2 separate regions of the Homo sapiens genome follow, and region 2 is linked to region 1. A link is a contact called in ENCODE Hi-C data. All regions are on one chromosome and are shown on one strand. The core of a region is the stretch at or near the end of the contact, and the rest is flanking DNA. Distances in the headings are between cores, read along the strand shown. Region 1 holds the start of KDM8 (lysine demethylase 8). Region 2 holds the start of XPO6 (exportin 6).

The links. Hi-C counts contacts between places; a loop is a spot of excess contacts on that map. Pooled maps may share reads with other maps.
Region 2: a map of CD8-positive, alpha-beta T cell shows a loop between it and region 1 (11-fold over the local background). The contact joins the promoter of XPO6 here to the promoter of KDM8 in region 1. A Hi-C loop is called at or near these places in 3 of 168 maps with a recorded cell type or tissue (CD8-positive, alpha-beta T cell, dorsolateral prefrontal cortex and naive thymus-derived CD4-positive, alpha-beta T cell) and 13 of 50 pooled maps.

What each region holds. Positions count from the first base shown.
Region 1 is chr16:27,202,259-27,204,818 of GRCh38, forward strand. It overlaps KDM8 (lysine demethylase 8), which reads left to right and starts at 1,268. Exons shown (of 8, transcript NM_024773.3): 1 at 1,268-1,378. RefSeq lists an enhancer at 1,313-1,472.
Region 2 is chr16:28,210,690-28,213,249 of GRCh38, forward strand. It overlaps XPO6 (exportin 6), which reads right to left and starts at 1,276. Exons shown (of 24, transcript NM_015171.4): 1 at 677-1,276. The coding sequence starts at 679. RefSeq lists an enhancer at 396-1,394 and a silencer at 1,024-1,513.

The DNA of each region.
Region 1 (2,560 bases), core at 18-2,517:
TGGGGGGTGATTCTTTGCAGTAAACTTTTTTCCACAACACAAAAGGGTGAGAGCAATTCCTTTTTACTTTTTTCCGGGGACACAAGACTCAGGGAAAATTCAACATTGTCACTACTCAAGGGTGGAAACTTAGTGTAGCACATAACCATGAGGATTCTAAACCTGTGGCTGCTGAGTTCAAACACCAGCATCCCAGTGAGCCTGGTGGGTTAGGAGATCTTTCTGTGCTTTACTTGCTCCCTCCCTGATATGGTTTGGCTGTGTCCCCACCCAAATCTCATCTTGAATTGTAGCTCCCATAATTCCGTGTTGCGGAAGGGCCCAGTAGGAGATAACTGAATGATAGGGGAGGTTCCCCTCATACTGTTCTCCTGGTAGTGAATATGACTCATGAGATCTGATGGTTTTATAAGCGGTTTCCCTTTTCACTTGGTTCTCATTATCTCGTCTTCCACCATGTAAAACGTGCCTTTCACCTTCCACCATGATTTTGAGGCCTCCCCAGCCATGTGGAACTGTGAATCCATTAAACCTTTTTGTTTGTAAATTGCCCAGTCTCGGGTATGTCTTTATCAGCAGCATGAAAGCGGACTAATACACTCCCTAAAATGGGGATGAGCATGATCATTACAATAGCTACGATCCTCATATTTTTAAAGTATTTTAGCACCGTACCTAGAATCCACTAATCTATGAACTGATCCTGAGCAAGCCTGTTTCCTACTCAGACCCCAAGCTCAGTACGAACATAACTTTCCATGCCTCTGTGCAATGCTGCAAAAGGCGTGCATACTTGGAGTCCACAGGAGTGTGTGCTCAAAACACAAAAGTCCCAGTGACCACGCACCACTCGGCATCAAAGCAAAGGTGGCAGGAGTGTGTCCCCTGGCCACTTGCCTTCTCACTCGAACAGACTGTGGATGCAGCACTTGCTCGTGGGTAATTGTGGATCTGACTTTCCAAAAGTACAAGTATGTGGCCACTTTAATCACTGAGCCTCAGTTTCGCTCTCTGTAAAATAGGGAGAACTAATAATCCTAGCTGCAGAGATTAAATGGTGGATGCAAACAGCCTTGTACGAAGTTGTTATCTGTGCAGAGGAAAAAGCGGTATCACTAGCGTGGAAGGACCCAGAGGATACAGCCAAGCCTTTCTGTCTTCTCCATCCCCCGGCCTTTTAAACAGCAGTGGGGCGGGGCCACGGCATCGATCACTCGGCGCTCCTCCAGGCACTGCGTCGTGATCAGACGAGCGGTGAGCGATCGATACTCCTATGCTAGCCTCTGGCTCCTCAGGGGACACAGCCGAGTGGTCGGACCAAACGCAACGAGTCTTCGCCAGCCCAAAGGCGACTCGACACCGTCCCAGCTGAAGAGAGGTTAGTCTGAGCAACTCGAGAGCGGAGTCAGCTCCAGTTCCTCAGAAGTGGAGAGGCCGGGTTCAGAGGCATAGACCGCGCAGGCGTCATGTGAAGCAGCCAAGCCCGGCCTCGCGCGTGCGCCTTGGAAAACCCCGAGGGTGGCTCGAGTTGCCGCATGCGCTCTGAGAATGCAATTTAGCTCGTCGCCGGCCTGCCCTGCGGGAGGATAAAGGGAAAGGTTCCGCGCGTGCGTATGCTCGTCTCTTGGCAGTGGTTTTGCGCATGCGTGAGGGCAGGCCCTTACGGCGGGCTGCTGTGCGCTTTAGCGGTTCTTGGCGTCGCGTTGGTGTAGGCCTAGTGCGCCTGCGCGGGTTTTATACTCTGCTATATGTGTGTCCGCTGCTTTTAGGCAACCAGCCGCTGCCCCTGGGCCGCAAGGCAGGCTGGAAACGATTCCGCCGTCAGGTCCCAAATATGAGCCGCGAGAAATGCAGCCCCGGGGAAGGCGCTGAGGAGGGAAGGGGGTCTGAGGCCTCGGGGCTCAAGGCCAGTGCGGGGTACGGGGGACCCTCTGGGGCCTGGGTGTGTGACTGCCCTAAGGAAAGGTGCTTGTAGCTCGGTAGGACTTAACGATGGGCATCGGTGCGTTTCCCGGCAACGGTAGGAATCGCCGTGCTCAGGAGGACTCGGGAGCAAGCCCGGGGACAGGAGGTGCGCAGGCGTTGGGGCCACACGGACGACCCAAACACAAGACTGTGTGCCCCTTAGAGAGCCAAAGGGATCCCTGTGCCATGAATTAAAGCTTTCTGGAAAATGTTCCAAACTTTCCTGGGAAGTTTTACGAAGCTCTTGTTTTTGCACAATTTTTGTGGAATACTGCCATAATAACATTGAGGAGATTAGAGAACTGGACCGCCTGTTCCCAGAAAGCTAGGTGTAGGCTGATCTGTCCTGGAAGCCCCTTTTGGGAGGCTTTCTCATGACCAGCATGGTGCTTGCAGAGTGCCCACCCTGAGACCCTCTGCAAATCACAGTGAGGCTCTCGGAGAGGCCATTCCACCCAGCCACCTTAAAGAATACTCAGGGAGGTGCTTTAGAGGAGTTGATGTTTAAAAATAATTTAAGGCTGGGCGCGGTGCCTCACACCTGTAATCCCAGCCCTTTGGGAGGCCGAGACAGGCCGATCACTTCAGGTCAGGA
Region 2 (2,560 bases), core at 26-2,525, 1.0 Mb after region 1:
TAGAAAACGTGGAAGGTAGCTTCAGCAGAGATCAGAGCATGTAGAATAGCAGCCTCAGTGTCAAAAGATCACGACCATTCCTGACTTTGCCATCACCTGTGCAAGTGACCTCTGTAAATCGCTCTGTTTCCTCATATATAAACCTACAGCTAGATGAGATGTTTCTCCTACAATCACCCAGCTCTCTAAGTGTATTAGAGATGCCTAGGTTCAAAGTCAGATGCCTAGGTTCAAATCTTAACACTGTTAAAAAGTCGCTTGACCTTGAGCTGGGGAATTAATTGCTCCGTGCCTCAGTCTCCCCACTTCCGAACAGAGGGCTGGTGTGATCATTAAATACTACTGCACTGTCAATCACTTCGCGCAGGGCCTTGGCAAGTAGTAAGCCCTCAATAAACGATAGTTATTATCCGGAGGAGCTGCAGGAGGCAAACACCAGATGCAAGGGTTGTGCCTGCTGCGCTCCCAGGGCCCTCCCAGGCCTGAGCCATCATCCCTGGGGGGATGGGAGCGCAGGGCCGGGGCTGCACACTCTGCACGCATGTGTCACCGGCCAGGCTCCGCACGCGCCTCTCCCCGCCATGGGGAGAGCAGCGATGGCTCAGCAGCCCCGGGGCCCATTCCCACCCTTCCGGTAGGGCACCCCAGGAGGGAAGGGGGCTCCAATTCCACTTACCATGCTGGCCGGGGAGGGGGCGGCTCAGATGAGCTGGTTCTTGGGCTTCGGACACGTCCCGCTCGCACAGTTCAGGTCATGGTCCCGGCAGACTCGGGAAGTCCCCCACCCATGCAAAGACAACCCCTTCCCCACCGGGCCCCGAGGGGACCCTCTAAAAAGGGCAGGGCCGCCCGGGTCGCCTCATCGGGGGACCCCGAGACAATTCATCCAGACCCACCCGCCCCTCCCCAAGGAAACTGAAAAAGCAGGAAATGAGGCTCGGATGCCGGCGAGGAGGGCAGCTGCTCGGGACCCCCGCCCGGGCCCGACCCCCGCGGGGGAGGCTGCGGGCCCAGGCAGGGGCTCCCCGGCCTCCGCGGGCAGAGGTGGCGGCGGCCCCGGCCCCGAGGCTGAACGGGCGGAGGCTGACAGGCCTCGACCGCGCGGCCCAGGCGGCCGGCTCAGGGGAGAGGCCCGGGGGCCCGCGCTGTCCTCGCAGCCTCAACCCACACGGCCACTGCCGCCGCCCCCTAGAGCATCCTTGCGCGCGCCCGCCCTGGAGCCGCCCGCTAGTACCGCGCGGCCGCCCCCGACCAACAGCCCCAACGCGCCGGAAGTGGCGAGCGCCGGGCGGCCCCACAGCGCGGCCGCCGGGCTGCGGCGCTGGAACCGGACCAATCCGGAATCGAGCGGGGCGAGCGGGGGGAGCGGGCGGAGGGCGGAGGGCGGGGCTGCACCTGACGGCTCCCACTGGCCCCGCCTTCTTACCACGCCCTCTCTTGCCCCGCCCCCTGCGCCCACCGCCCGTGCGTCCACGCGGGCCGGCAGCCATCTTGGTAAAGGGAGCCCGGGCTGCCATTTTAGTAAAGGCGTGGTTTCCCTTTCGCTTTTTTCGCCCATTCATTCCGCTAAAATTTTAGTGAGTGCCTTTTACGGGCGGAGCATCGAGCTGGCAGCGTGACGACACGCGGCCCTATGGAGCTTACATTCATGCAGTCCACACACTCTTGCCCGACTATATTCCAGGCCCTGCTGTGGATGCTAGGACAGGGGAGATAAACGTAACTTCGATAGCCAAGGTGCTGAGAGAGGCAGAGAATGTGTTGGATTCCTGTTCCCATCCTCCAATCCACTTTACTCGTGAAAGTGCTCATCTTTATTTTGTTTTATTTTTGGGGACAGGTTCTTGCTCTGTTGCCCAGGCTGGAGTGCGGTAACACAATCATGGCTCACTGCAGCCTCAACCTCCTGGTGCGCCACCATGCCCAGCTAAATTTTTTTATTTTTTGCAGAGGTGAGGCCTCCTTTTGATGCTTGGGCTGGTCTGGAACTCCTGGGCTCAAGCAGCTTTCCTGCCTCAGCCTTCCAAAGTGCTGGGATTACAGGTATGAGTCATCCAGCCAGGCTGAAAGTGCTAATTTTAAGAAACAGTCAGGAAACTATCCCAAACAGCTGAGGTTGAGCCCGCGGGTGTGCCTACTACATAGATTGGAGCAAATCTATGTAACCCAATGGCCCTTGTCAACCTTAAATAACGAGATTGAGAAAATAGTATTTAAGTATAGGGTTTATTCAAGCCCGAAGCTTGAAGATGGCCCACCAGAAGTATAGTCCAATTAGTGGCAGTTACAAATGGGGTTTCCTTGTTTGTTTGTTTGTTTTTAAGACAGGGTCTTGCTCTGTCGCCCAGACTAGAGTGTAGTTTGTTGTTGTTGTTGTTTGAGACGGAGTCTCGCTTTGTCGCCCAGGCTGGAGTGCAATGGTGCAATCTCAGCTCACTGCAACTTCCGCCTCCCGGGTTCAAACGATTATCCTGCCTCAGCCTCTCGAGTAGCTGGGACTACAGGCACCCACCATGATGCCCGGCTATTTTTTTTATTTTTAGTAGAAACGGAGTTTCAC